Linked DNA regions of Homo sapiens: region 1 is linked to region 2. Evidence: chromatin loops called from intact Hi-C (ENCODE). Cell type or tissue: HCT116. All regions are shown on one strand. Each heading gives the region's core, and the rest is flanking DNA. Links, peaks and the distances in the headings are about the cores only. Region 1 holds the start of LINC02417 (long intergenic non-protein coding RNA 2417). Region 2 holds the start of LINC02827 (long intergenic non-protein coding RNA 2827).

Evidence for each region. Hi-C counts contacts between places; a loop is a spot of excess contacts. Peaks named below come from ENCODE experiments on the same cell type or tissue, not always from the same donor. Only the 100,000 strongest peaks of a DNase experiment are listed, where the experiment ranks them.
Region 1: it touches region 2 in a loop (7-fold over the local background); 8 of 110 quality-filtered maps call a loop at or near these places.

Annotation. Positions count from the first base shown.
Region 1 is chr12:3,358,385-3,374,085 of GRCh38, forward strand. LINC02417 (long intergenic non-protein coding RNA 2417) reads left to right here and starts at 9,724. Exons shown (of 3, transcript NR_146865.1): 1 at 9,724-9,740; 2 at 9,881-10,041; 3 at 12,901-13,217. It overlaps LOC100128253 (a long non-coding RNA gene), which reads right to left and starts at 7,738. Exons shown (of 12, transcript NR_148995.1): 1 at 7,675-7,738. RefSeq lists enhancers at 6,686-7,238, 7,239-7,789. In HCT116, for the core only: no CTCF peak of the experiment used is centred there; no DNase peak of the experiment used is centred there; H3K4me3 peaks cover 1,754 bases.
Region 2 is chr12:3,291,747-3,307,447 of GRCh38, forward strand. LINC02827 (long intergenic non-protein coding RNA 2827) reads left to right here and starts at 8,617. Exons shown (of 5, transcript NR_187483.1): 1 at 8,617-8,667; 2 at 11,359-11,523. LOC100128253 (a long non-coding RNA gene) reads right to left here. Exons shown (of 12, transcript NR_148995.1): 3 at 15,464-15,701; 4 at 15,018-15,122; 5 at 14,204-14,315; 6 at 12,036-12,191; 7 at 11,591-11,657; 8 at 9,100-9,246; 9 at 8,836-8,968; 10 at 8,235-8,695; 11 at 7,572-7,790; 12 at 6,768-6,905. RefSeq lists an enhancer at 8,197-8,416 and a silencer at 9,017-9,311. In HCT116, for the core only: CTCF peaks have their summits at 8,293 (motif pointing right), 8,918 (motif pointing right) and 12,210 (motif pointing right); DNase peaks (open chromatin) are centred at 8,435 and 8,885; H3K4me3 peaks cover 842 bases; H3K27ac peaks cover 1,261 bases.

The DNA.
Region 1 (15,701 bases), core at 4,967-12,966, 67 kb after region 2:
CCCAGACCTCACTTTGGGAACTACTGTATTAGAACTACTTTTGACCTCAGATGTCCACTAGAACCACCTGAGGGTTAAAAAAAATCAATTCCCAGGCTGCACCCCAGGCGAATTAAATTGGGACCTCAGAGGCTGGTACTCAGAGAGACAGCAGTGTCATGCACTGAACTGACTTAGGTGTTGATAACCCCAGGCTGATGCGGGAAAGATTAGGGGTCAGCAAACTTTTTCTATAAAGGACCTGTTAGTATATATTTTTGGCTTTGCAGGCCACATACGGTTTCTGCAGTATATTCTTCTTTGCTTTTTGTTTGTTTGTTTCAAATCTTCGAATATGTAAAAAATAATTCTTAGCTTTCAGGTCATAGCGTAAAAACAGTTTTGGAGCCCTGGAGAATTTGCATCAACCAGGCACGTATCTGTCAAATTTAATGGTGAAAATAGCTACTCACAATTAGCATTATTTATACAATAAATTAAAACCAAGGTGAATGTGGATAATTTAAACGAATTAAAGGTACAATGCAAATGTGGCTTCTCCTTACCAAACTTTTACTGTTACCCATCACTGCTCTTTCTAACCGAGTTCTCCTTTCTGAAAAAGAGGAGAGGGGTTTCCTTCTGCCTCCGCCCCCTTTCTGGTTCAGTGTACTAGCATTTGATTCCCTGTACTTGCGAGTTGAAAGCCCTTAGCTATCTGCTCAGTGCTGTCAGAAAGTGTTAATTGCCTTTCTAGGATTTCATTCTCTCCCAGTGCTTCCAGTTCTAACTTCCTGTCTCACCCTCTCTCTCCACACAGAGGAGTTTCTTTCTTCTGGAAAGCCTGGCTTAGAAGCCTCTGCATGTACAAAAAAGGATCCCCAAATGCGGAGTTATCTGGCACTTTCTCACATCCTCTTCCTTGTGCCTCTCTTCTCTCCCAAAGAGTACTCCCTCAATAACTAAGCCACTCCCTCCTTCCCTCCTGCCCTGCCTCATCCCAACCTATCTGCTCAGCTTTGGTATAAAAATGGTCATGCCTAGAACAGCAAGTGAGTATCTGAATGGGCCTAAGAACTCCTAGAAGTTTTTTACTTTTCAATCTGTTCCAAATCTCAGACAGACAAAATGGACAATTCCACCTCTACTCCGATCATTTGCTTTTAGAACCTGTTAGTAAAACACCTAAGCTCTTAAAAATGTAAATGACGTAAAGCAGGAGGGTGGAGATCTGGATATATTAATAGAAATGGAAGCCTCCATCATTTTCTAAACATACAAATGACTAACTTGAATCCTAGGGCCCTTGGATGGCCCACCTGTTGAAAGGACTTGTGTTGCCTTAACTGGGCCACCATTTAAAAATGTGACCACAAAGCCTTGAGGCAGGGCTGGCTTCATGGGTGTGCAACATGTGTGGGCTCACAGGCTCACATTTGGAAGGACCCTGCATTTGGTTTAATGTCCTGCTGTTGGCATCTTGAAATTCTTGATAATTTCAAATTTGAACTTGTGTCTCATAAGTGAAGTCCAGTGGGACAGTGGGACATGAACATTAGCTGAAGACATGTGCATATGTGTGTCCGTGCCTTCCTGCTCTCTATTTGCATATGGTGTTCACGATGCCTGTGAGCACAGAATTCCAGGGATCCACAGTGCATGGGAGCTCAGAGAACCTCAAAGTGAGCCCAAGACAAGATCTCTGCGACAGAGTAAACAGGTCGTTCACAGCACTGAAAAGCCACACTCTATGTTGGAATCAGAACTTTGTTCAAATGCAGAAAGATATACATTCTAAGAAACACGAACAACCGAGGAATCTTATGATATCCTATCCTTTCTCATTTGTGTTGCTTCCTGCTTTAACCAACCACTAACGCCAAAATGATGACATAGAAGGAAAAAAAAATAGGGTCATGGATAGTTCCCTTTTCCTTTCATCCCTCTTAACTTATTGTTAGGCATTTCAAGGAATTCTTTAAATTAGTTGGGCGTAGTGGCACATGCCTGTAGTCCCAGCCACTCTGGAGGCTGAGGTGGGAGGATGGCTTAAGCCTGGGAAGTTGAGGCTACAGTGAGCCATGATCAAGACACTGTGCTCCAGCCTGGGTGACAAAGTGAGACTCAAAAAAATTTTAAGAAAAAAAAAAAGGTTCAGAAGAAAAAAGTACAAAGGATAGAGGTGAGCTGTGTTGTCCTGTTTGTTTGAGGTCAGTTAGAAAAAAAAATTACATTATCTTATTTAACCACATAGCCGGTATGGTAGCTAGACTGTACAGCCTTTTTGGCAAGTAGAAGTTTAAGTTTCCATAAATATTCTTGAAATGCTATAAAGAGATTTCTCTTTCATAGCTGCCTTTCATAGATAAGTAGTAGGGTTTTGACCTTTGTCCTGTACCCTGGTTTTAGAATAATAGTCCTCAACACTACCTGAGAATAGAATTATGTTTCTTATTGTGGAGACGGGGCCTTGCTCTGTTGCCCAGGCTGGTCTTGAATTCCTGGGCTCAAGCGATCTTCCTGCTTCAGCCTCACAAAGTGTTAGGGTTACGGGCATGAGCCACTGCACCCGGCCCCTTTCTGAGCCTTTTAAACACACTGGAATTCTGTTAGTAAATGACCTAAACTGATGTTTTTAAAAATGTAAATGATATAAAGCAGAAAGCTAGACACTGGATAGTAAAACCAAACTATTAGTGATATGGCCTTTCATTAATATTTTAAAGATACAGAGTCAAATTCTCATTTATATGGAAGTCTGGCTGACAAAAGTCTTTCAAACGATGAAGTCCATGTTTAGCAATAGTAAATTGGAACGAGGCTGAGAGCCACTAGGGTTTATCCCACGCCACCATCAATGGGGGCCCCTACTCAATGCTTCAGAACAGACTGGGGAACCATCAAAGCAATTCTCCCGAACATTTCCTGAGCCTCTGTAACATCCTCAATTTTCGGCATTTCACAATAAGGACACTTCAGCTCTAAGCAGGGCCATGCGCTTGCACATGAGCGGTGAGGAAGGGAGAGGAGGCTGTTGGGGTGCAGACACTTTCCTTCCCATAGTTGTCTGTGGGGAGTAGCATGGAAGTAACAGTTGGAAAGGGAAGAAAGGGGGTGCCTGGTTGGCCTGGGGCCTAACCAGCAGGAGGTCACAGACCTCTGGACTACTGACAGAGGAGACCAGCATCAGACAATCCCATAGCGGTCACCATCTGAGAGCCCCCTCCTCACCATGGGCCCTTTTCCAAACCACTTCACTGTGGTCATCAGACACTTGGGTGCTCCATACCCTCTACTGAGTTCAGCTCAGGCAGGCATCCATGCACCTCACTAGGAGTTACAGGTCATTTTCTCCATTTACAGATGAGGAAACTGAAGCTTAGTGAGGTCACATAACACAGGGAAGTTCTCACGGAGAGGAAGGGGCATAGCCAGGATCCACGCCTGGACCATCTACCCCCACAGCTGAGCTCTCCTGCCACCCTTGCTGCCTGCTGCCTTCGCCTGCAGGCTCTGCCCACCTTTCCTTTTTGGGAGCTCCAGGTGTGGCCAGGTGGGTGCCACTCAATCTGCACTGGGCTGTTTTCTCACCTATTCTTGGGTGTAAGTTTAATCTCTTCAACAACTAGCACTCAGCATTCAGGGGCTGGGTCCTGATGCATTTCTTAGGGCCTGGAGGTTCAAGCTTATAGCAGACACTTGGTGAATATTTGTGCACAGTGTATATTTGTTGCCCCCTCTGCAACTCTATCTGTGCTGTGGTGTGTGAGTCCAGAAACACACCAAAGTCAGCCAGAGTGGGGACATGTACAAGAAGCAAAGGAGTGTCAAAAGGAGTGAACAGAGGGCCCAGTTCTTTGCTCCCATATTCTCTCCATTTGTCTCCACAATCTCCCTTAATAGCCCTCCTAAACCAACCAAACAAAACAATGATGCCCTCTTGTCTGTTGCGGGCATGGCCAGTAATGCTCCTCGCATGGGGCTTAGAAAAGGGAGAGGTAATGGCCAGGCGCGGTGGCTCACGCCTGTAATCCCAGCACTTTGGGAGGCCTAGACGGGTGGCTCACAAGGTCAGGAGATCGAGACCATCCTGGCTAACATGGTGAAACCCCGTCTCTACTAAAAAAATACAAATAAATTAGCCGGGCGTGGTGGCGGGCACCTGTAGTCCCAGCTACTCGGGAGGCTGAGGCAGGAGAATGGCGTGAACCCGGGAGGTGGAGTTTGCAGTGAGCCGAGGTCACACCACTGCACTCCAGCCTGGGCGACAGAGTGAGACTCTGTCAAAAAAAAAAAAAAGAAAAGAAGAAAAGGGAGAGGTAATCTAGGTTCTGTGCCCCAAACCTGGGCACAGTGTTGGACACAGCAGTTGCCCTACCATTTCCAAGTGTATTTATAGAAAAAAACAGCACGAGACAATGTTTTACATGGAGACGAGCTTGGAAACCCTAGGATGCATGGCTGCTGTAAATACAGGCCAAGGCTGGTGCACCACGTGGCTGTCCTGCAGGCTCAGCACTCGCCCAGAGAGCAGAGCTCCCCTGCACTGCCAACTACTCAAGCAAGACAATGCTGAGTGGGCATCTCCTGGGGATGAGGCACATCTGGGCAGGCTGCCTGGGAACATACCCAACAGAGGACGACGACAAACACAGTCACCTTAAATAAGGAGCTATCAAATATCCATGTGTGGTTTCTCCACCTTGCAGATGTTTTGTGTTTTTTCCCTGTCCAGGGCCTGTCTCTCCCATGGATCAGAGTTCCCACATAGCCCTTGCTACCGTATTGTATGCAAAATCGTTTTCATATTAACTCCAACCAAAAATTCAGGAAATTAAATCAGTTGCATAAAAATTGCTGTGGATCAATGCCATGGCCAAACCGAAATGAGCCGAGGAACAACCACTCTGTGTGCGTGAATCCTGCCTGTGACCCTCACAGAAGGCCAAGTGTGCATTACTTCCAGGTGCCGTACAACTGTTTCAACTTGGAGCTGAAAAGATGAAAAGACCCCTTGAAGTCTTCTGGTGCAATGGCTTTCTAGTTTTATTTTAGTGGGAGAACACTTTCTTCAAAGGAAATCCTACCTGGAAGCCGGCATGTAACTTAGATGAACCCCAAGCTGCTGGTGTGAGGGATCCAGGGCCATGGGGCTTGCTCTCCCCGTCCAAAGCTCCTAGGAGCACAGTTTGAAAAACAGGCATGCATCATCCCCAGCCCCTTGTTAACCTCTTTGTTCACTCATTCACACAACCATATTTCTTGAGCACCTACTGTGTCTAGGTGCTGGTGAGCCAGCAGGTGACAGGACAAACGCAGTCTCCGCTTTCATTAAGCTCACACTGTAGTAGGACGTGGCAAAGGGAAGTTCAGAAAGGGTGGCCCGTGCCACAGAGGAAACAGATCACGGAAGTGATGTGAACGTGACGAGGAGGTGGCCACTTTAGATGGGGATAAGGACAGGCCTCTCTGAGGAAGTGAAACACAAGCTGAGATCAGAATGACAATCTGGAAAGATGCCCTGTTTTGGACCAATGAGGAAGCAGACCCAGTGAGGCAAAGCAACCTTCCCCAGGACATGGCGGGCAGGGGCACAGCTGGGACCTGACTTGGGTTTCCAGCATCCTCCACCCAGGGCTCTTCGCTTTCACAGACATTACTAAACAGCTACCACATACAAAGATGTCTCAGTGGGCCCTGTGCAATGGTTCACACCTGTAATCCCAGCACTTTGGAAGGCTGAGGGAGGTGGATCGCCCGAGGTCAAGAGTTAGAGACCAGCCTGGCCAACATGGTGAAACTCTTTCTCTACTAAAAATACAAAAAGTAGCCAGGTGTGGTGGCGGGCGCCTGTAATCCCACTCCATCTCAAAAAAAAAAAAAAAATTATCAGTGACAGGTGACATCCAAGGGCAGATAAACCACCAAACCATGTCCTGCTGTTTGGTGCTGTCTGGCGTGACTCTTCCCTCCCCTCCCCTCCCCTCCTCAGCTGGGGCCAGGGCTGGCTCTGGATCTGAAGGCTCTATACCGCAAAAGACAGAGGCCTGCAGTTGACACCCTAGATCTGTGACCTTGGCTGGGAACGCTTCTTCATCTCCTATCTCTCCGGCTGCAAACAGGAGGGTGTTCCTTACTGCTTCATTTGGCATAAAGGTAAAAGCAAGATGGTGGGCATAAGCCCACTGGTTCATCTGGAGGATGGCTCTCTGGAAAGGCAAAGTGCTCCAGGGCGATTTAAAGACAGCAAAGCCAGTTTTCCTCCTGTGCTATAGAAGGCATTCATACAAGAACTATAAGAAACTACACAGGTCTATACATATTTTACACGCAAGAGTCAGACACTCCTGCTGTGCTGAATATGACAGGAAGCAGCCTGCAAATGGCTCGCCTACTATCCACAAACCAAACAGCTCCAGGCCACCCAAGCACTCCCCAGACCACCAATTCTGCACCTGTGGCCCAGCAGTGCCCCTGGCCCTGGGAACCTTACTGCTGCCAAAGCACTTTCAGGCATTGACCAATGGGAGCTTCCAGCCTCCTTGGGAGATAAGCCAGTGATTATCAGTCCCATTTTGCACACAGAGTAACTGAGCCCCAGACGACCTTTCCAGGCAACAAAGCGAATGACACAGTGACAACCACTAAGTTCCAATTCAAATCCAGGTCTCCAGACTCCAGCTGCTGCTTTCCACTACAAGCTGCCCCCAAATCGAACACACCCTGGCCTAATACCACCCTCATTCTCCTGCCACCCCACCCTCCGCCTGCATACACCCGATGCCCCAGAGTGCACTTAGGACTTTTTTCAGAAGCCGCCTCTTCTCACAACCCCACCTCAGAATACTTGCCACACACTGCAGACCCCTGGGACACTATTCCTGTACACACAGCAGCTGAGACCTATGTTAAGATGCTGTCCGGCCGAACCCAATTGAGCCGCCTCCCTTTCACACTTTCCAGCCAATGCACACGTTAACACTGCACATATCGCCTAGGAAAGCTATACACCCCAAAACCTCCAGACCCTCCTCCTTTCATAGGAGCCAGCCAGCTGCATGTGCAGGGATGGGCACACAAACAGGTGACAGGGCCTGCATAATCATGTTGCCACAAATGCACAGACGTGCCCAGGGAACACAGGACCTCCCTGTACAGGCAGCCTGACCCACTGGGAACAACGTGCACCACACACAGCAGGTGCCTGCATTTAGCAGACTCTGTGTTGCGTGGGGCAGGCAGCCACGACCTGTCCACATCTAGCTAAGCCGAGTTTGAGCCTGTCGGCTATGCTTGTGCACAAGAGGCAGCTACTGGAATTCAGGGTGGGCGAAGAGAGTGACATTTTGAAGAGGGACAGCCATGTCCCGGGAGGGCACACGGCCCCCAGAGGCCCAGAGCTCTTCCCAAGGCACAAGTGCAGAAGGCGGACTCAGGCGTGTGGTTAAGGACCCCCTGCTGCGGGCCCCTGCACACACCAACGCGTGCTCCCACGCGCCGCGACTCCCCCGGGATGCCTGCCCCACCCCTATCCGCAGCCAGCGTCCCCCTGCCCGCCGGCCCCGCCACGGTCCATCAGGGACTGCGGGCGGCGGAGGTGGCGGCGCCTTGCCGGGACCCCCAGCCTCCCTCCCCCGCCCCCGGCGCCCCACCCCACGCGGGCGCGCTTCTCCCGCCGCAGCCGCCCGCGCTCACCTGGCCCGGACACGGGCTCCGCCACGCGGTGATGGAAGCTGAGCCTAGAGAGGCGGAGAGCGGCGGCTCGCAGGGCCACCCAGCGGCACACGGCCCGCGCCTCGGCCCGCCCCTTCCTTGCCGGCCGGGGGAGTGTCCGCGCGCCTCCAGCCCGCCCCGCGCCCCGCTGCGGTGCCCAGTGCCCGCCGTCCTCACCTGGCCAGCGGGACGCGCCCGGGAACCCCGCACGCGGGCGGGCCGCCTCTTTGTTAGCAAGTTTGCCTTTCTGTGATTCAGAGCACGCGGAGCGAATTAAGTGGAGTGAGGGGTACTGTGCGACTGTCTGCGGGAAACCTGCGGGGAGCGCGGGAAGGGATGGACTTGATGAGCCGCGGCGCAGCGGCTTTCAAACCTCCCCGCGCTCCGCAGCCCCCAGCCCCCGCCCTACCCGCCCTCTCAGATCCCTCTGTCTCCTGCCTAGGTCGGCCCCTGGGAGAGGTTGGCTCCTGGGGGTTCCCAGGGACTTTAGGGACAAGGTTTGATGACATAGAGCTTCCCCACGCCCCCTTCCTCCCCTCCCCTCATCCTCCGCCCCGCGACTCCCATCACTGCCCTGTCCCTCTCAGGGTCCTGGGGACCATCGGCCCTGCATTCCCTGGGCTCAGGGAGAATCAAGATTCTTCCTAATCTGGAGCAAAAAGAGTAGACGGTAGGGCCCAGCTGTCCCTGCCTGCACCCAGTGGAGGTGCAAAGCTGTCCCTAAGTGGGTCTGTCCTAGCAGTGGGGCGTGCATTGTGGGTTATTTCCCAGAGCAACGGTGGCCTTGTGCTTATCCAACCATGTTCTTTTGAAACTTGACTGCAGCGAGCCGGGTTATCCATATACCAGGTTGCTAGGTCAGGGAGGCCGCTACTGGGGGGCAGGGAACGCGAAGCACGCCACTGTGCCCCAGAGCACCAGTGCTCTCAATGCCGCAGCTGACCGCTGGGAAAGGCTTCGCACAGGGCCATGCGGGAAGGAGATGACAGCCACAGTCCCCTGAGATGAAGACCTGAATGCAGAAGCTGCCGCGAAGGAGTCCCCAGAGCTTGCTGTGCGCGGTGCAGGAGGAGGAGTGTGCTGGGGGTGAGGGGGTAAAAACCTGAAGTCTGGAGGAGACCTGGAGTGATGTGAGGTTGAGTTTCGTGTGGGGCAAGCCGGGTTTGAGAAGCAGGCCACCTTCTTCCAGGGGCACACATCCAGCAAATGCAGTGGGAATGACCTGTGGTTCTTAGGAGAGAGGCTGAGGCAAGAGATGCGATTTTTGGAATCATCTGGAAAGAAGTTGGGCTGACAAGAGAAGAAATGGAGCGAGAGGGTAGAAAAGATAGAGAGAACAGGGCTGAAGACAGAAGCTGTCTAAGGAGGGGAAGGAGCCCATGAGAGAAACAATGTGGGAGGGTCGGGACTGTGCAGAGTGAAAGAACTCAGGAGAAGAGGGATGTTCAGTGGGGGCCTGGGCTACAGAGACACCAGGAAGGAGGTGCCCAAGAAAACAGGTTTAGATTTGGAAATCAGGAGATCTCTGGGGGCTTTCAAGAGAATTATTTGAGTGGTGGGTTGTGTAGACAAGATTGCCACTCCTTGGGGGGCATCAGGATCCTGGATCCAGTTGGTTGATCCAGGGACACAAAGGTTCATTTCTTTGATTTCCTTCACGGGGACTCCGAAGGGCCTCCCCAGAGCCACAGCTTCCAGAGGGATCTGACGAGGCCTCTGTGGAAAGCAACGCAGTTCAAGTTCAGTCTCTGCCTAATCCTGTTTTCCTCACTCTCTCAAGGTGAGTGAGGTCTATGGGGGTAAGCCCCCCCGCCTCCCCGTAGACCTCCTGGAATGCCTGGAACAGCTCAGCAACCTGGGCACAGGTGGCTTGAGACAACCTAGCCATTCGGGCCTGCTGCCAGAGTGAACGCCACAGGGAGGCCTGCCGGGTCTGGGGAGCATGAGCTGGTCAGGCCCCCAGTAGACCCCTTGCAGGCTGATCTCCATCTCCATGCAGAGTCTGTATCCTAGAAATCCAACCTGAGATCCTGCGGCACCGAGAAAGGGTGAGTGAAACAGAGAAAAGGTGGGATGGAGGGAAGAACAGAGGTGGGAACCACTCAGCAGGAGCAAGAAGGGGTGATGGTGGGAGACAGGCAGGAAGGAGTAGGCGTGTGATTTGATGCCTCTCCCCTCCACCTCCAAGGAAGCTGTTTCAAGAGATAGGAATTGTCAGAAAAAGCCGGAGAAGGTGGTGTTAAAGGAAAACATTGAGAATGGGGAGTGAAGACGAGGGTTTTTCGTAGCAGAAGATGGATCTTCGAAAGCCAGGAGGCAGAGGAGAGCAACGCTGTCGGTGAGATAAAGGTGAAGGGAAGCTGATATTCCCTGAAGTTAGTAATATTAAAACAGTACTGAAGAAAGAGAAAGTTGGAAAATGGTCTAGAGGGACCTTTTAGCAACATGAGAGGGCGAGGGATGAATGGAGCTCTGGACCAGGATATTCCCTCTGCAGCACCATCCCTGGGAACGTCAGACGTCTGGGGTAGTGAACCAACAAAAATAGAATATGCAATTAACAATTTCCCAGGAATCATGTTTACACACGTAAAAAAAAAGAGAAATAGGTGAAAGTAATTTCAATGATGTATTTTATTTAACACAATATATTTTAGATATGTTTTAAATAAAATATATCATTAAAATTGATGTGTCAATATACAAAATTAATAATGAGCCGTACATTTTTTTCCTTCTAAGTCTTCCAACTCTGGTGTGTATTTTACCTGTATTGCACATCTAAGTTCAGACACTAAATTTTCTTTGGAAATACCCGATCTGTACTTAGATTTCATAACATTGATGGTTGAAGAAGCTCATTTACAAACCTAAATTGCCCCATATATACCTATGCTTTCTAATAACAGAATAAAATGATCAGTCTTTAAGTTAATTAAAATGAAATGAAATAAAAAACCCCGCTCTTCAGTTGCATGGAGCACCTCTCCAGTGTTCAGTGGCCCCACATGTGGCTAGTGGCTACTAGATCGGACCACACAGGTCTAGAATTGGAATTCTGAGACTTTTGGATTTTGGCTTTTATTTTGTCCTGATTTTCTGTGAAGGAATGGGCTTGCCTGCCCCCAGTGCTGTACCACTAAAAAGATCCTCATCTGTTCCATCTCATTTCACAAAACTCACTTGAAGAAGACGAGGGAGAAGTCTGAGAGTCCATCTATGAATAGGGAAATGGGGCTTTGGCTTGGACTAGAAATGGTATGAAGGAGATGAGATATGAGTTGGAAGTATCCCGTTTTGATTTTTGTTCTATGTTCATAAGAGGAACGAGGTTTATTTGTCAGGTTGGGTGCCCCAAAGAGCGAACCGAGAGTGCGCTGTGATAATGCACGGGGCAACTCTTTCTTGCACAAACTCTCATCTTAGTAGTTTCCGTTGAGCTCTGGGCACTGGCTGCGTCACAAACAGGTGGACGCAGCTGCTATATCTAGGCCTCATTTTCTGCATCTGCAAACTGGGAGAGTAGTTCCTTATTTGGAAAAATAGGAGGGACCAGGGAAATCCCAGATTTGGAGACGGGTGCCTCTCAGCCAGGCCTGTAGCTCATCTGCTGTCCCTAGCTGGGTGCCAGCAGCTTCTGCATTCAGTCCACAGTCTGGTACCATTTGCCTGCCTTTATATCTGATGGGAGAGATCTGTCATGGGATGCAGGAGTGAGGGACGTTCTAGATACTCCTTTAGAAATGTAAAAATAATAATACTTAGGCATCCTTGCTTTTATCTGAAATGGCCTACATCTCTTGCTACTTGGAGGTTCAGGATAGATCTTGTGAGACCTCCTGCATGCCAGCACAGGGCCTGATAGCCTTACCATGCAGCAGCAGTATCTATAACCATCCCTAGAAGTGGAGTCACAGAAAATACCATGGTAATTGTGGCTTTGTTTTGAGGATGGTTACCACACACACACACACACACACACACACACACACACGTGCATGGCATGGAGGAGCCTGACCTGTTATTGTTGGCATCCCCAGGATACATGGCACATTAGCTTAGTGTTCAGGTTGTACATAAACCCTCAAGGTCAGGAGCTGTAACACTTGGATTTCTCCGTCCCCTGGGCATAAGCCTGTCTTTCAAAACAATTTCTGGCCACTGCCTAGAAGAGTTGCAAGATAACAAAATTTCCCTTGACAACCTCTACTCCTGCCTCCCTGACATCCCTGCTTGGTTAAGCTGCTGTCCTGATGTGGCCTTAATAAAAGTACTCTGTGTATAGACTCTTGACAGAGCCATTCCTGGGAAAAACAGCTCCGTTCTTGGAGACAGGAAACAATGCCCTCAGCATACAGATCAGAGACAGCTTGTCTGACTTGGCCCGCTTCCCCATCTTTAAAATGGGGAGGTCTTCCTGCCTCGGCTTACCAAAGCGCTGGGATTACACATGAGCCATGTGCCCAGGAGAGTCGCTTGAGCCCAGGAGTTCGACACCAGGCGGGGAAACACAGGGAGACCTCGTCTTTACCAAAACCAAATATATACATAAAATAAAATAAAGTAAAATACAATAAAATACAATAAAAAATGGGGAGAAACTCCTCCTAGGATTCTTTTTACAGTCTTAGAGAATGGAAACTGGCCTTGGTTTCTTCATCCATGTGAAAAATAGAGCTAAAAAGCCTCTCGTCAGCACCTTTCTCTCTTCTAGCAGGACTGAGGAATGACCAGAGGTTAAATGTTGATGAGCTGAATTAGCTTCAGTTCAATCTGCATTTGACTAGGAACTTGATGACTGAGGCTGCTCATTTTTGCAACAATACCTGGGGTAGAGAAATGACTGTAGAATTGAACCTCACAATCTCAGGTGTAATTCCCATGAGAAAGATATTACACCAGAAATAGGAGGTTTCCAGCTGTTCTCAGGCATGCTTTCAATGACACTAAGAACATCAGTTGCACTAATTGGTGCTTGAAATAATTATTGATCTTCATCAGGAGTGTCAAAAGCATTGCTCAAATGTCCAACTGCTTGTCATGCTCTCTTGGCATTCTACGCGAAGGACTTCACAGACTGTTTCTTTCCCAGGAGAGCATTAGCTAAGGCAAAACATAGAAAAACACATCTAGGATACAGATAACATAAGTACAGACAGCTGAGCAAATATATAAATAACACCCGAAATGACACTTAAATATTTACAGCTGGAGATTTCTGCTACGTGCAGCACATACTGCTAATCCTCTCTCATCTCCAGGAAGTTTTCAAAAACCTGCTTCTGTAACTAGTGGACAGGTCTTCTGGATCCAAGGTCACCTGCTGGGGAGAAAGAGAAGCCTTTGGATAAACATCACAAGTTTTCCTGGAACATGGATTTTATTTAAGATTTTTTGGAAAGAAGGGAATAAGGTTTTTACCTTTGTAATGTTTTTACAAATATTTTCAAAAGTGTAACATGTATATGTGCTCATTTTAGAAAATTTGATCAGTATAAAATATTAAAGAAGAAAGTAAAAGCTCATTTGGAATCTTATCTGTTGGAAGGAATCACTGTCTTGCTATATGTTGGTGAATATCCTTTTGATGATGTGTATGTGTGTCAGTGTGTGTTTGTAACTTGAATTTTTAAAGTTTGAGAATATATTCTAGTCGTCTTTTTATGTCAATGGATATAAGAATATATTACATCATTTTTGATGCAATATTTTGATATACCATGATTTGTTTAATCAATCCCCTATTAATGAATATTTAGGATGGTTTTAATTTTTAAAATATTTTACAATGTGGTTATGAAACATTCTTTCATATATATACTTGCCTACTTATTCAACTATTTCTTCAGGATACATTCAGAAACGGAGCCACAGAAAATATTTCTTTTGGTGGATGGACGCAAACACACACATACATATGTATAGGTGCATATGTACATACATTCACACATACATGCTACATACGTGTGTGCGTGTGTGTATATATACATAGAGGGAGAAAGAGAGAGAGGAGAGTCAGAAAATATATTTTAAACTTAAATATAGCCATTATCTCTTGAGAAGGGACTTGTATTGGGGATGTATTCAAAGAGGAATTTGACCACATTTGTAATGTTTAAGTTTTTTCACAAGTAGAAAATATATGTGTAACTTAAAGTTAGTCAAAATTAAAGGTAACACTAACAGAAAAGGACAAACTAAAATAGTTATCAACCAACAGTCACATATCATTGGAAATTATTTGCTTTCTTCTGCTGAAAAAAAGGTAACTATTAAAAGAATACAAATAGGATATATCAACGTTAAACTGCCAAAAGAAAAGAAAAGGAACCAGAACGCCGAAAGTCTTGATTAATCCAGCAAAAGTAAGGAGTGGAAAAAAAGAAAAGAAACAACAAGAAAGCACAGCAAATAAAAAGTACAAGGATATGAAAAAGTAAGTCCAAATATACCAATATTTAGAATTAATACGATTTGGTTAATATTTCCATTAAAAGATAGCAAGTCTCTAGGTAACAAAACAAAATGCAGTTATATGTTCTTCAAAAGGACACGTACAAAAAGAAAGTGATGGAAAGTTGCAAAACAAATTAATGAAAAATATATACACATTAACCCAGGAAATGCTAGCACCAAGAAAAAGTTGTGCCAATATTAATAGGAAATAAAATGCATTCAAAGCCAAAAAGAATTGATAGTCAAAGAAGACATTTTTTGTTTTGTTCTTGTCCATTCATGAACCTTTGTGTACAGCTTCAAAATGTATAAAGAAAAATGATAGCGCAAGTAGATAAAAAATAACCAAGGATTTACAGGTGCACTGTTGAATGTAGTAGCCACTAGCCACGTAGTACAGCCAATGGTCACTAGGTTATTGACCATTCAGAGATGGCTAGTCCAAATTGAAATGTGCTCTAAGTGTTAAACATACACTGGATTTCCAAGACTTGGTATGAAAAAATAAAGTCAAATAGCTCATTAATATTTTAAAATATTGATTACATGTTGAAAATATCATGTTTTAGATGAGTTAAATCTACTAAAATTAATCTTACCAGTTTCTTTTTACTTAAGGTGGATGCCAGAAAATTTTAAATAACACGTGGTTCTCATTATATTTTTATTGGACAGCACTGAAGAAGATTTAAATTAATACAAATAAAAATACGGACCAATAATTACATAAAAGAAACATTTTGACTTATCAGAGATTTTATGTTCTTTTCAATAATGCAACACTTATAAATTCATCAATTACCTGACCATAGGAAGAGCTCAAAAATGTTTAAAAACTAGCTATTGCAGAGGCTGTGATACCTAACTACAAAGCTTTTCCAGGACTCAAACGGAAATCCCTGTTGCCTATACCAGTTACTGTTGCTCTTCCCAGTGATTGTGGGGAAGTGCTTGTACAGGTGGGGTCTGTGTGTAGCATGACCCTGATGATGGGGACTATATCCTTCTTGGGAGCCCACGTCACCTGAGGTCCTACTCTGCCTGTTGGCCCCACCTCACAGGATTTGTTGAGTCAGAGCTCTCCTTTCAGAGAGCAGTGACAACAGCTTTAGCCTGGGAGGCTATCTACAAATTGCTCTGTGTTTATGGAGGTCTGGGAGGGGATAGACCTGACTGGCCCAGTGGTTCTGAACTATTCACCTGATAACACTGACGTCCCAGGCTCTTTCTTCCACATGGATTTTATCACTCATTACTTGGGGTGCTCTAGAGCTATTCTTGCCTTGTGTAGTTCATCCTACTTATTTTGGCTTGAGGGTTTTTTGTTTTTTACTTCTCTGTGTGTTTTTTTTTTAAATCAATTCAAACCTATTTCTAAAAAAAAAATCATCCTTAATATTTCTAGTCCACAGGTAGAATCCTTCCTTAATTTCCAGCAACAATATAACTCTATTTCTTTTTCAACAATTAATTTCTATTATTTGATGGGACTTTCAGTAGGTGGGGGTATGAAAGCTAGTATGCTATCTGACCCCTTGATCCATGATGAAATG
Region 2 (15,701 bases), core at 4,424-12,423:
CCAGCCGGCAGCCACCAAGGCACAGCTTCAGCACAGCTTCTTGCTGCCTGCCCGGATGACAAGGCCCAGGGCTGTGGGGACAGCAGTCACCAACCACTGACAGTGCTGTGCAGCAGGGAGGGTCCTGGAGTGGTACTTGTTCCTCCTCGGTACACACACACTCTCAGTGATGGTGGAGGTGAGTAGATGTCCAGGTCCAATGGGACAGATGACGGTGAGCGTGCCCTGGGCTGGCTTCCTTCCCCTGTTCAACATCCAGACAGTCAGAGGCTGCTGCTGTGGCCGTTGAGTGAACGACTGAACATTGGCCAAGGAGGTCCTGAAGACACAGGAGAGCGGGGCAGGGCTGGGGCTCTCGTGCGAAGCGGGTCCCCGCTGGACCTCGGGTGGATCCACCTGTTCACACAGCACGTGGCCAGGCTGCGTCGGGTTCACACCACACCAGGTGTGCGGTTCCATTCTCAGCTGCCTCCCAGGCCACCCCCACCCCTCTGTCTGGGGATCCCCTGAGTTCCGCTTACCCGGGTACTCTTCAGGCTTCCCACCCCACCTCAAGCAAGTTTTCTAGACAGAAGAGTGAATGAGAGAGAATGAGTGTCCATGTCATAGAAGGGAAAGCGTATTTCTTTTTCCTTGCGCTGGGCAGCCTGATGGCCTCAGCAAAGATTCGTCTTTTTGCATTGAGATGAAAAGGTGTCCAACTCTGGATCTGGGGATGAGGACGAACCAGCTGGTCCAAGGTGGAGAAACCCTGTCATTGTGGAGTGAGGTCGTCTGGGGGTCCAGGTGGCAGTAGGAGTGTGTGTCTCAGCCAGGGGGAGCCCCATTGCTTGTGACCTCTCCCCACACTCTGCCTCTCCTGCATCCAGGCAGAGGGCCGTGCACGAAGTGGGGAAAGGCTCACCGCAGATTTCTTAACAGGCTGGTTGCGCATCCTGGTAAACGGTGTGAAGATATTGACTGACCAGAGACAGAAAGCTTTACAAGGAACACAATTCAAGTACACATGTTTGAGCCTGGCTCTCGCTGACAGCCAGGAGCTAATGACACTTGTGAGCAGAAGAAGTCAATTCAAACAAATCATGACCAGAGCTGACAGAAGGGTAAGCAGGACCCTGCGCAATGTGGCCAGCGGGTTTACTCAGGGGGAAGCCACAGCTAACGTGGCTTCAGGATGTCACCATACATTTGGTGAACTGATGGCAGGGGTTTCCTCGCAGTGGAGGGAAAAAAATCAACAGAGGTAGTCTAGATAGAATCCTTTATTATTCATTACCATGCCCCTAGCACGTGAAGCTGGGCTTACACTGAGGTCAGCTATGGAGAGGGGTGTGTTTACAATGAGAGCAGTTTCTCTATATGCAGTAGGTTAAGCCATCGTCTCTGTTTCTGGAATACTGTGATGACCCACATCCATGGGCCAGCTGGTTCCAGGAGCCCATCTGGCCTTGCTGACACTGGGCTGCCTGAAGGATTAGCCGCACTTGCACAGGGCGGGCTGGGGAAGGGGAGTCCCGGGTTTATAAGCAGGAGGAGGCAAGGCCCATGGGAGGCAGGGAGCATGGGCTGGGCCATGTGCTGAAGCAGGAAAAGGGAGGCAGGGCACAGCGGCTCATGCCTGTAACCCCAGCACTTTGGGAGGCTGAGGCAGGAGGATCACTTGAGCCCAGGAATCGGAGACCAGGCTGGGCAACATAGGGAGACGCTGTTTCTACAAAAAACTTTAAAAAAGTAGGAAAAGGGAGCAACAAGGATGTTGTCGTGCCTCTCCCAGGGCACATAGGAGGTGGTGGGAAAGCAGGCTGGGGAGTGTAATCTGTCTCCTTCCAGGAAGGGACCCAGCCACCGGGTCTCCTGGCCAAGGCCACAGACCATCCAAGAGCCGTCCAGGGCAGGGCAGGGCAGGGCAGGCGCCGCACAGATGCACAGTGCGAAGGCTTTCCTGGTCGGCTGTGAGCGACCATAGCGGCATGCTTCATCCCCAACCCCACGATGGAGGTAGGGGGACAGTTGCAGCTGGGCAGCCTGAGGGACTTTTAAACCCTGAGGGGGGTGGCAGTGTCCCTGGGGCGTGGTCTAAAGCAGTGGTTCTTAAAGTGTGGTTCCAGGGCCAGCAGCAGCCCCTGGGGACTTGTTAGAAATGCAAGTTATTTGCTCTGCTTCTCCTGATTAGAAACTCTGGTGGTGGAGGCAGCAATCTGGAAAAGCATCCCCCCCCAGGTGATGCTGACTCAAGTTTGATCACTCCTGGCTTAGACGCTTGGTCACGACGTTCTCAGCAGATGTAAGCACCACCCAGCGGCGGTACCAGAGACTGGTTGTCTCTGCAGCCAGTCAAAGCCCCTTTCCTTCCTCAGGCTCAGAGTGGCCAGTACACGGAGCATGTTTTCAAGGCAGGTCCTAGGGTGGGTGGTGGTGATGGTGACTGTTCCACCTCACTGCCCCTGCCTGAAATCCTTGAAGAGGGGCCCGGAGTGGCAGACTCTGAGACCAAAGCTGGCAACAGGGCTGGAGGGTCCCGGGCACATCATACTGACATACCATGGCCCCCCTGCCCCCAGGGCCACATTGGGCCCTTCTGGCTGTCAGGGCCTTTGGCCGTGCACAAGGTGAACTTCCCAAAACAGAAAGTAGTGTCCACCCCAGAGCCCCGGCAGCAGCAGGCGCTTCGTATAGCATGGAGAAAGAAGGCAGAGAGGGGTGTCGCCTGAGGGGGAGGTGGTCAACACACCCCCAGGCGTCCCCTCCCTGCCCAGGCTGGCTCTGGCAGGGGGCGTGACCTGAGGTTTTCTCCAACCCCCAGTGATCTCCACACGGGCATGAGATTCCACACCCTGTGTGAAGGCTCCGAGGGCTGAGGGCCAGTCCCTGCTCTCACTGCGGGGCCAGCATTGGCACCTGAGACGATGGGCCGGGCTGTTGCCAGGCTCGCTTGCTGCCTGAGCCCCTGCTCCAGGGGGGCCCGGCTGTCAGCCTGAAATAAGCTAGGCTTCTGCACCACGCACATGTGCAGGGCAGCTGGCACCTGGCCCAGATGCCAGATTCCGTTCAACCTGGTGGGAGGGGGTGCCGAAGCTGCTGCTATCGGATGGTGCCCTGAGGGACACTTTGTTTCTGAACCTCAGCCTGAGCACTTGTTACAGAGATGGAGAACCATGGGACGCGGAGGACAGGGGGCTCCCAGCTCAGCTTTGCTTCTTTCTACCCGGCTGGGGTGGCAAGACAACAGCCATTATTGCTGACCAGCAAGCCTCTTAACCCTGCTGAGCCTCAATTTCCTCACCTGTAAAATGGGGGAAATACCTTTTTGTTGGAGTAACTGCAAGCGAATGTACTGACGGCAAGTAGCACGTTCTAAGTGCACAGCAGGCCCTCAGTAAGTACAAGGCATTCGCCAGACACCCCGCAGGTGGCCCTGCCTGGAGGGCTCCCGGGGTTGAGGCTAGACTGTCGGGGAGTGTGGCGGGGGAAAGAGAGGAATGGGCACACACACTTCATCCCCTCCCCCAAGGCCAGGTTCCATCCCTGTCCACTCCCTGCCTCCCACCAACACTCGTCATGCGGGGGACACAGGGACGGACGTACCCTTCTGTCTTGGTGTCCGCCCCTTGGGGAATGGTGGCATGGCGTGTGCAGGGTGTGGACGTGCTGGCCTGAGCTGTGTGGGATCCCAGTACCTGTTGCTTCTCTGCCCAGGCCCTGGTGGGCAGGAGGCTTTTGCCCTATACAGGACTGGTGATGACTTTCCACAGGCATGTCCTCTCTCTCCAAGGAACTCAAGACTGCTGGCCTCCAAGCAGGGGCCCGGGAGGACCTGCCCTGGGCATCCATCTCCACCCTGGGCAGCAGGAGGGCTACACCCAGCTGGGGCTGCATCCTGGGCTCTGGACTCCAGCCATTGTGCATTCCTAGGCAGAACCTGCCCTGTCTTGGGCCTCTGTTTCCTCCAACCCTGTCTCATCTCCCAGGCTGCTGGCCTGGACATGGAGGTCGTATTTCCAAGAAGCTCTGGGCTGTCCTACCACTTTCTGCAGCTTGGACCAGCCAATCTCCCCAACGGAAATCTGGGCTGGACAACCGCCAGTGCAGGAATCACAGCTAATCCTGCCTCCAGTCAGGCTGGCCCAACCCAACACATGGGGCTGGGGCCGACGGGGCAGGCTCTCCTGGGCTGCCACCTTTGTCTCCCATCCCTGCCAGGGCAGACAGGTCAAACCATAGCCCTCCTACCCACTGCTGCCTCTCTTGGTGCCCCACCAGGAAGAACAAGACCCTGGCCCAGCACGCTCCCTCTTTCTCAGCCCTCAGTCTGTAGGTCTTGTCAGTTGATATGCAGCACTTCAGAGCTCTGGGGAGTCACGATCAGTTTTCGATGATCTGCACGAAGCCCAGCTTGGAGGGCAGCAAGGATAATCACGTCACACTGTTTCTCTTGGCCGTGGAGCAGTCATTTCTGGGAAAGCTGGTTTTCCTTTTAATGAGTTCACATTGGCCACCCCAGGCCTTTCTAGGCAGAGGAGATAAACCAGCCCAGCCTCTCGGTAGCCCCTGGAGAATCCTCACAGTAGAGGCGGCAATCTGCCCCGAGAGGCTGGCTTTCTCTCTGTCCACGTGGGCACTTCCCGCTCTGAGGATACAGTTTCTGGACAGTTTAGGGCTGTGTTTGTGACCACAGTGAGGGGCCTTCAGGTCACTCCTGTGTACGGGAGCAAGCACACCCCTCCTCAGGGCCAGCCCAGGTCAGCAAGGGCTGTGCTCAGCAGGCTGGGAGCTGGAACATGTGGAGAGACCAGGTGTGACCTCTCCCAGCCTCGGCCTTCGCATCACAAGGCGCTGTGCTTTAGGGGGAAGAGGGCCCACCTCTGGGGAGAAGTGCAGGACCTGGGAGGTATGGAGGCCAGGCGTGGGGTTCCCGTGTTATGCTCAAGGTGCCCACTTGTAATAGCCATTTAGGGGGGTACCTATGGTTGTCGCAAAAGTTGATACCTACCCTTCATGAGACTGCCAGCATGAATACTCTGTATTTCATAGGATTTCCTCTCTGTTCTCCCTTAGTATTTGGGAAAGTTCTTCCTGAAAACTCCCTGCCTAATTCAAGACAGATGCAAGACAGGACCAAAGGAAGGGACTCTATCCAGCCTGGGACGGGCGGAAAAAGGGAAGGAGAGCGAGACCCTCTGGAAGCAACACGGTGGTGGCCCCAGGGTTGGGGAGAGGGGCCCCAGGAAAAGTGAGGTTCGGGCAGATCCCCTGTATTCAGAGCTGCCCCTTCTCAGCCCTCCAACTCTGCAGGGCCTGTGATTTAGTCCACGCTGGGATGAGTTTTACACCCACCAACATTAAGAGCTGAAGATAGTTTTGAAACCAGGCATGCCTCAGCTGGGCGAAGTGGCTCACATCTGTAACCCCAGTACTATAGGAGGCCAGGGTGGGAGGATGGCTTGAGCCCAGGAATTTGAGGCCAGCCTGGGCAACATAGGGAGACCCCATCTCTACAAAAAGTTTAAAAAATTAGCCAGGTGTGGTGGTGCCTGCCTATCATCCCAGCTGGTCAGCAGGCTGAGCTGGGAGGATCGCTTGAGCCTGGGAGGTCAAGGCTGCAGTGAGCCCTGGTCACGCCACTACCCTCCAGCCTGGATGACAGAGCAAGACCCTGCCTCAAAAACAAAAACAAAAAACCCACTGGCATTCCTGAGAATCAGGCCCCAGACCAGGAGATCCCCGAGGGGCATATTACTATAGAGGCCGGGGCTTGGAGCCAGGGTCTCCCAGAGGGGTTTCTCTTGGGAAAGCCACTAGGCAGGGTGCAGGGCTCTGCTCCTGGTGCAGCATGTGCTAGTGTGGCCAGCATACCCCACATCCCTGCCCTGGCAGCTCCACCCAGCCTGTGACTGCCCTGCCTCTGGCCTCCCCACCTCCAGGCCCTGCAGGAAGGAGTGAGGCCAGCAGGACACGGCTTTCCAGGTGAGGCAGTGTGGGGAGTAGGCAGGTTGAAGGGCTAGCTAGGTCATCTAGGGGAAGAGCCACTCCTACCTGTCCCACCCCATGCATTTCCCAGAGGGGACAGCAAAGCGAGGGCTTCTGAGCACTGGTGGGGATCCTGCCCAGAATGCAGGCATCCCAGGGGACCCGGGTTTTCAGCCTTGTCCCAGGTTTGGGAGCTGGGAGGGAGCAGAGGGCCCAAATATCACCCTCCTGTGGTCCCCGGCACCCCCGTGCCTGGTGAGGGTCCTTCTCCTGCCAAGGCTCTGGCTGTGAGGGCTCAGAAATGGAGGGGAGGGGGCTGAGGGTCCCCGCCTAGGTGGGGAGCCATGGTCTAAGGCACTTGGTGCATTTGCAGGGGCTGGACACAGAGGAGGGGGCATCTGTGGCCCTAGTGGAGCTGGTGCTAATGCTGCAGGCCTGGCAGGTGGATGTGGCGCCTGTCCTTCGAAGGGCAGTTGGCAGGGGACGCAGTTGACCATGAGTAAAAATGTCGCTGGAGCCTCGGTGCAAGCAGCAGATGAGACCCATCCTGCAGGTGGAGAGGGCAAAGGAGCAAAGAGAGATCAGAACTCCCTGAGGCTGTCAGCCATCAGGGCTCTGGAGCAGTGCTGCTCATGCCCAGTGCACATGTGAGTCCCCTGGGGCCTGGAGAAAGGGCAGCTTCCCGCTTAGGTTGGGGTGGGGCCTGCGGTTCCACACTTCTAACAAGCTCCCAGGTGATGCCCGTGAAAGTGGGGGAGCCGCACTCCAAGAACTACTGTCCAAGAGCAGGGTGTCACACACTTTAATGGACATAAACCACCCGGGGACCCCCTTATTACAAGTTTGCAGGCCTGGGTGGGGGCCTAAGGGTCTTCGTTCCTAACAAGCTCCCCGTCGATGCTGTGGGTCTGTGGTCCTAGGGCTTCTCCAGAAATGGCCTAGTTTAATGAGATCCCGAGTGAGTATTTCTGCTCCCTCATCAGAGCTGTCTGAAGCCGCCTTCTTCTCTGGGAAACGGCCTGTATTTTGCTGCCCTCAGACTCCGGAACAAAACTCAGGTCCGTTATGGATGCTCTGCCATGTGCAAGAGCCATGGGGGAAACGGAGACTCTGGGAGGAGCCCCTAGAGCTGTCATCAGCTCTGACAGTGAGCACAGAAGGCAGCGCCAAGCCCAGCCGCAGGAGTCCCGCCTGCCAGCCCCTCTGTCGGCAACCAGGGGCCGAACAGGAAGGGGCTGGAGCATCCTACCCAAAGCACGCGCAGGCTTGGGAAGGTCGCTGTCCGCCCCGTCTCACTTCCCATTTCTAAAACACAGAGGACCTTTATTCTCCCACCTTGCTCTTCATGGACACCCCCTGCCCCCCGCCACCTTCTTCTTCCTCTCCTCCCTCCCACTCAAGGATGCACTGGGATAATGTCATCATGATCCTGATAATGATGATGACCTGTTGTCAGGTCTCGACTCTGTCTGCAGGAGAGGGGCACTGGGCTAGAGCAGCCCCGTGAATGTCCCGTGCCACCTGGGGTGACAGTAGATTCCCCTAAGTATAGAAACAACACCCCGACTTTCCCCAATGTTTCCAGCTGCTGCTGCCGCCCTGACCTTGCGAATCTGGATGTAGAGGGCAGGCTGGTGGAGGTGCCTGTGGGCCGTACCCACTTGTCTCTCAGCAAGGCTAGTGAAGAAGGTAGCTTCTTCCCCTCCTCTCTCCTCTCCATCCCTCCAAACCTGGAGGGCAGCAGGGAGTGTGACCACTGCCTTCAGCTTGGAGACTCGGTGCTGAGGGCTCTGTTAATCCACCTCGGGGCCTCAGGGTCACAGCTGAAATGTGGCTTAGGAGGTTATTTCATGTCCCACCAGCTTAAGCAAGTGGCTGTCACAGCCCCTCCACCCACGTAGGTGTTATGCGGCATGCCCTCTTCCCCTGTCCCCACCTCATGGGTTGATGATTTTCCTGTGCACTTTCTGGATCTTTCTGATCCATGCTAAGGGGGAGGCCAGAAGGGAGCTGTTAGGCCAGCACAGATTTGTGCTGTAAGCAAAATTCACGTCTCGTACAGTGTACATCTGATGCTGGGGGAGGACAGGAGGAGCTAGGCTCTCAAGAGACACACTTCTGCATGAGATGTGTGTTCCCAGGGTGCTCCCAGGAGAGGTCCAATAAGGGTGGAGGTGTATGGGCCAGACTCATCAATGTGGGTCCACATGCACACACACACGCGCACACCCCCACCCTGAATCGTGCAGAGGGCACAGGATACTGACCCGCCGGATCCCTGAGTAAGCATCAGCATCTCTCTCCTGACAGAAGACGCGAAGAAACCAGCACGGAATGGCTCCAGGCAGCCAGCAGGGGGCGAGCAGAGACAAGACAGGACAAGTTCCCTGCAGGTGCCGGAGAAGGCCAACCGGGTTGGGCCGGGCCCTGGGGCCCAGCTGCATGGTGTCTGGTGCTTTTTTTCGGCAGCTGCCTGGGTGTGGCACTCGGCCACACGTGGGACATTTTTTTTTTAACAGGGAAGTCGTCATGCCTTCAGCTTCTTATGAGGTTTCTGAGTCAGCTCCTGGCTGTCATCAGAGAACACGAAGGAGGGGCCAGGGAAGTTCCAGGAAGTCATTCCAAAGTGATTGCTTGGTTTCCCTTTTCACGACCTGCAGATCCCAACACTCCAGGATGGTGCAGGACATCAGTCTCAAGGTAATTGGTCACAGAGGTGAGAACCTTACTGAAAAATCAGAATGTGAACCCTGGAAGGTTCCTGAAAGATGAGCTAGACGGTTTTGAAACTGTATTGGGAATCCCAAGTGTAGCTCAAGGCTACTGGTCTTCGAGGTACCAGGCTGGGTATGTCGGGGAGGTAGGTGCCTGGTGTCTGCCTGCTGGCGACGATGACTGCGAGCCCTTTCTCAAGACTTCGGCCCACCTGGGTCTTGGGCAATGTAGTGCCCAGCATCGGCCGCGAGAGGGAGCTCTAACCTGAGACTTGGCGGCCGCAGGGCTGGCTCAGTGGACCGCAGGGGAGAAAACAGGGCAAGGGGTTGAGCGCCATCAGGAGCCATTCCACAGTGACCATGGAGGAGCAGAGACTGCATGGTGGGGGTTGTGAGTGGGGAGAAAGCGTCCACTCACCTGAAAGCCCAACGACCTGGTCTCCTCGGCATCAGACTTACACAGCAGTTCCATCCACCTTGACCTTAGGGCTCAGGGCATCTGCAGCCCTACTGCCGGCCCTCGGCCTCACTGCCCTCATCTGGCAGCTTCTATGTGCTCTCGGGGCTGGAGAGGTCAGGAAGAAATAGACAGAGTGGGCCAGGCTTGGTCGGAGTCCATACAGAGCAGGCCCCCTCTGCACGGGGAGTCACAGATTTCTGGAAACCTCAGCTGAGCCTGGTGCAGTGGCACAGAGCAGCCCTGCCCCAGTTCCCAGTGGTGACTCCTCTGGGGTTCAGCACATGGGACAGAAGACCTGCCCTGGGGAGGTGCAAAAGAGCGGCAATGCTAACGCCACCTGGGCTCCCTGGCCCTGCAGGTGAGTGAGGATGAAGGGGAGCAGGCTGGTCTGGCCAGGGAGAAACTGGGGCTTTTTTTTTTTTTTTTTTTTTTTTGAGAGACAGTGTGCCCTTGCAGAGAGAATACAAATGATGGTGTCACATGTTGAGCACCTGCTATCTGCTCAGCAGTGAGCCAGACACTTCCATGGGTGTTGCTAATTCCCATCACCAGCTACCAGATGAGGTCCGGTCAGCCCCATTTCACAAATCAGTGACTGAGGCTCAGAGATGAAATAAATGGCCCTAGGTCACACAACTTGCAGGTGGCAGAACCAAGGTGAGTGTCCCTCCAAAGGCTAGAGACCCTCCTCCCAGCATGTTAGGCTGTAGCTGGACCCTCCAGGCCCACAGACCATGTGGGTAGCTGGCACCATCATCTGAAAGGACCCTATGCTGGGAGTCTCTCCAAGCCAGCCAAGGCCACCATCCCTTGCTTCTCTTTCCCACAGACCTCTGAGTCGGGGTAGGGAGTTTGCGAAAGCGAAGGGCCAATATCAGGAGATCGGGGCGCCATTTCAGGGGGTGAGACCCTGGGCAAGTTGCCTCTCTGGGTCTCAACTTTCTGATCTGTAAAGTGAGAACGCTACTCGTTGTCTGGCCTGGGTCTCAGGTTGTTGTATGGACCCAGTGAGAGGAAGTATCGGAAATCCTCTGAAGTCTGCGGACAGCTGGATAAAGGCTTACGGAGGCTTTCATTTGTGCCATGTGCTGTAAGTGGGTCACAGGCATCACCTTATTCTTATTTAGACCTTAGGAGGTTGAAGAAATTATTCACATTTTGCAGATGAAGGGTTGAGGGATAGGGAAGTTAAGTAGCTCGAGGTCACACAGGAGCAAAGCCAGGACTGGACTCAGGTCTTCTGAGGCCTAAGCACTACTCTTCCTCTTCCCTAGACGGTGCTCATAGCACTGGACGGGGAAGGGCTGGGTAGGACAGCAGGACTGCTGGGCCCCTTCTAGAAGGACAGCCTACACTTGCGGGGGCTCTCACCTCTGAGGATTCCTTCCTGGCTCCCCTCCCTTGGACCCTTGACTACAGCAGCCTGAGAGAGTGACCTTGACTTCCTGGGTGGCAGCAGGGGGACTGGGTGGAAGGGAGAAATGGGAGCCAAGGGCATTGCTTATCCTCAGGGAGAGAGCTGGATGTACACAGGGGAATGTGTGTGCACAAGCACACGCACACGCACGCGCACGCACACACACGCACACGCGCACTTATATACAGTTGTTCTGGATTCCAAAATCCACTGATGCTCAAGTCCCTGATATAAAATGGTGCAGTATTTGCATGTGACGTCTGCACATCCTCCCACATTCTTTAAATCATCTCTAGATTACTTGTAATTCCTAATACAATCCACATGCTATGTAAATCGTTGTCACGCTGTATTGTTTAGGGGGTAATGACAAGGATGTTCAGTGCAGACATAACCATCCTTTTTGTTAGTACTTTTATTCCATGGTTGGTTGAATCCAAGGATACAGAACCTGTGGATATGGAGGGCTGATGGTACACACACACACACACACCCACACACACACACACACACACCCACAGACACAGACACACACACACAGACACAGACGCAGACACACACAGGAATGAATGCAGATATGTACACACTCACACATGCACAAGCACCCTAAACACACACAGTGCATACCACCCCACCCACATAGACCCGGGAACATGGGGACCCCCACGGACCCACACACACCACGGCAGGCTTGCACACTGACCCCCACATGCACACACTCAAGGTGCATGCCCGTACCTGAGCCCACATCCACACTCCTCCCAGGCCCCTGTTCCTGACAAGTTAATGTTGTCCCTCAGGCATCTTCCTTCATGTTCTCTGGGGGAGAGACTGACTGTGGGAATCAGCCTTGGTTGCAAAGGGAAGCTGAGAGAAGAGAGCAGCGCAGGGCACGGACATGCCAGCCCAGTTACTGGAGATATCTGCCGCTGGAGACGGGTTCAGAGCCTAGTTTAATATCCCGAGTGAGTATTTCCTCCTAATCTCCCAACTGCAACATACCTTCCTCCTAATCTCCCAACTGCAACTCACCTCCAGGCAGGCCACCCTGATGCCCATCGCCCCCATGAGTAGCAGGTAGCTTGGTGAGGCAGCCTCCCTGCAAGGGAAGGGCAGGTGTCATGGCTTTGGCTCAGAAGCAGGCACAGGTGGGGAGGAAGGGCTGGCCGTCCCGGTGCATATGGCAGAGGCAGAGGGTGGACCAGAGGACTCATGGGCTGGACCTGGCCTTGAGTGGCTCACAGGTTTCGTGGGTGGCCCCAGGAGCATGCCATGGTGCCCTGGACTCTCTCAGCAGGAGCTGCTTGTCCCAGGGCTTTGTAGAGCGTCTGAGGGGCCTGGCACTGTGGGCTCATGGCCAAGAATCATGTGTGCTCTGCTATTCCCACACCCATCTGCCTGACCCCAGCCCTTTGGGGGCTCCTGGAGGCCAGGCTGGGGCCCTTTCCTTGTCCCCAGCTTGCGCTGGGGCACTTACCACCCCCTTGCAGATGTTGGAGGGGTGGGCCGGCTGGCTGCAGAGCGCCACCACTGCCTTGCAGCCGCTGTCGGGCACTGGTGGCTCTCACCTCCCACGACAGCAGGTACGTGCTGCGCTGCCAGTCGCTGAGCTATTGCATCCGTAGCACTTGAACTGCAGGGGGAGGCAGAGGCTGGAGGTGAGAAGCCTGTGTGGGGTTCCAGGGCCGACGACACAGGATTCAAATACCCAACCCCTCTTTGCTCTCCCTGCGATTTCTGCCTTCCCTGTTTGAGCAGAGAGCTGGTCTCTGGGGGCCAGCACTGCCCGCAGGACACCTATCTGCTACCTGCAGTCACCCAGGTCCTTTAAGGAGATTATGCTGGGTGTCCTGGGGGCAGGGTAGGTCTGTGAGGTGGGCAAGATGGAGGGGGGGGTCCCCAGAGAGGGGGGCTGTGTACTGCTGCCTGACAGAACGCAGGCTGGTGACAAGCCACAAGGGGCAAGGAGGCCCTGGTCATCCAGGAGGCAGGACACGGGGACAGGGACCAGCCTTGCCAGGGGTTCCCAGGTGAAACCTCAGAGCCCCAGACATGCAGGGACACAAAGGGTGTCCCAGAGTCCACGGTGTGGGCAGGTCAGTGTTGGCCAGAGGGGCCGGTGTGAATGCTGAGTGAGGCCCGGGGTCGTCGGCACCACTCCAGGGCAGGAAAGTGCCAGCCAGGGTGGAAAGCAATTCAAAGGCAGCGGACTCAGGCCACTTCCTGCCCTTCTGAGTCAGGGCCCTGAGACTCCAAGTCCCTACACGGGCCACAGAACACAGCGGCTGGGAGGCTGTCTCTGGTGTGGGAATGGGGCTGGGTGGGCGGAGCGGTATTAGTTCATTAGTTCAGCTACCAGCGTTTTGCTAGGTTTGCCATGTGCCTGGAGTGAACAAACATGAGTCAGGCACCAGTCCTGCCCTGAAGTAGTGTAGCATTTACTGTAGTTTAGTAGAAGACAATGGAAGCTTGTGTGTGAACCCCAGAGAAGGAAGGGGTGAATCCTCTGTCCAGGGCTAGGAAACGTCCACAGGGATGGACGGGGGTGCTGGGCGTCCTGGCCGAACATAACTGCAGCAGACAGGGCAGGGACTGGCGCAGCGAGGGCAGGGAGTCACGCGGCCTCACACATCCCTGTGTCTCTGTCTGTGTGTGCTGGCGCCGCACGACTGCTGGGCCACTTGCTTGTAAAATGGGGCCAACAAAAGGACCTGCGCCCTGGGCCATCGTGCGGACTGAAAGAGGTGATTCATGGAAAGCAATTAGAAGAGAGCCTGGCGCAGCACCCGCAGTTAATGAGAGACACTTTTGTGATCATCGTCGTGTGAATGCAGGTGCGCGTGCCCGTGTCATTTACATCCATGGGGTGCTGCTGGGAGGCCTGACGCTAGCCCTGGCTCTGCAGCCACTGCTTTCTGGGGGTCGGTCTCCTGCCTGAGATGCAGGTTGGGGTTCTAACTGTTCCCGGCCTGTGTGAGGGCCTGCGTTCGCGTGCACTGGTGCCCTGCAGGTCTTGGTCGGTGACACCGCCTCTGCTCTTAGCGGTACCTTTCCTCGTGCCACTCCCACCCCTCCACCTAAGCAAACCCTGCCCCTGCCCCACGGAGCCCTCCCCCCCTCCCCTGCTCCCTATTCTGGGGGTGCCCCAGCCTCACACTGTCTGCACGTTGCCTGCTGTGTGTCTGGCTTTCTGAGCGAGCCCGCGGGTGGGATTCTGTCCTATTCTTGTCTCGCCCAGGTCCTCACAGGCGCGGCCCAGTGACTGCACACTTAGTCTTGCACAGGGCTGACCAGTGGTGTGTGCTGCCCCATCCCAGTCCAGGGCTAAGTCTGTGGGGTACACGTGTGCCTGTGGGTGTGCACCTGTGTATACACGTGTGCCCTAGGCCACTATTTCAGAAAAGAGACCCCTCTGCCAACTGGGAGCTGAGCCTGAGTCTTGGGGAGATGGGGTGAGGGCTTCCGCACTGAGCCATGATGCCCCTGGATCTTGGAGCTCATGACGTCTATGTCTTCCACTTGCCTGACGTTCCCTGGGCCAAGACCAAGGCCCCAGGCCCAGGGGGTGAGGGTGGGGAGTGGGGTGGCAGAGAGAGGGGGACCAGAGCAGGTGGGTAGAGCAGACTTGGATTTTCTGACACAAACCCATCAGGATCTGGAACAGTGGCGTCCAGGAGAACTTTCTGCGATGGAGGCAGCGTCCTGCATCTGTGCTGCCCAGCTCCGCGTTCACTCACCATCTGGGGCTCCTGAGTGCCTGAAATGTGGTTGGTGCGAGCAAGGAACTGGATTTTGTTTAATTTAACTGTAAATAGCCACATGTGGGCGGTGGCTGCCGTATTGGACAGCACAGCTCTGAGGTCCACTGCCCGCCCCCTATGTCTGGCAGGATGGTGGGCCTCGCTGGAGGGATCTGCCGCATCTTTTCTTGGAAAGGAGACCACCTTTCTGTCCCTCAGCATCCTGCCTGCTGGCTCACAACTGGGGAGTTCTGTTGGTGGCTTAGCTGAAATACCCCCGTCGGGTAGCGCTCCCTTTTATGGGGCTTCAGCTCCCCGCTCCCCAGGGAAGAAGGAAGGCAGCCTTACAGACAGGAGAAACCCGGAGAGAGGCTTCCTGGCCCAGATCCTGGCAGGAGATGGAGTTCTCCTGGTACTGCCAGCTTCCTGCCCACCAGGACCCAGAACGGGAAGACAGCAGGGGTGGGTTTGGAGGAGGGAGTCAAGGAGAGGGAGGGAGAGGAACCAGGCTTCAGCAGGCACTTCTCACGGTGGTAGGGACTTTACAGGTGTGACCGAATTTAATGCTCACATACCCTAAAGAGGCTTCATTTTAGGGATGTGGCAACCGAGGCTCAGAGAGGGTAAGTAACTTGCCAGGGCCACACAGACAGGAAAGAAGAGAGTCAGGATTTGAACCTGTGTCTGCTTGGCCTTCAAGGCCATAGGGCATGGTGTACCTCCTGCTGCAGCCGGTCTACTGAGGCGGGGATCTGTGTGGCTCTAGCCTGCCCGCAGTTCTTGGTCAGAGTCTGGCTCAAGTGCTGCTTCTGTTCATCACTCAGCTGAGGAGTGATAAGATGGCATCAGCGGGACCACCCCACCCTTGCCTACCACCCAGGCCTGCTGCCAGGCCTCCCCAGCTAACTCTAGAGCACTGTGGCCTGTGGATGGTGCGATGACTATCAGTGGGAAACAGGGCAGAAGATGGCCATAAAGAGGAGGTTACAGAAGCTGGGCCCTGATTCAGGGCGCAGGTGCACTGGGCAGAGCTGAGGGAGGCTGGGAGGCTCAGGTAAAGGGTGGCAGCCAGAGGTGGTGGGAGGCGGAGGTGAGGCTAGACACCAGAAACTGAAATGTCTATTGATCTTAATTTTGATTAAGAGGTGATATTCAAAATACTTACAATTGTTACCCTGTGAGCACCACTCCAGCATGGCTTAAACAGCCAGCAGGGTTGTGTTGTCTCTACCAGCTGAACGTTACCCTGGTCATGGCCTCAAACTCTCGATTCAGAGGGCAGCAGGGTGGGAGCAGATGGGACTGGTCACTGCGTCTCTGTTCAATCCAGGCAGGCAAGACCCGATCCTGTCTTCAGGGTCTTCCATGTGATCCTGGCCCAGGCCTTTCTTCTTGGATGCCTC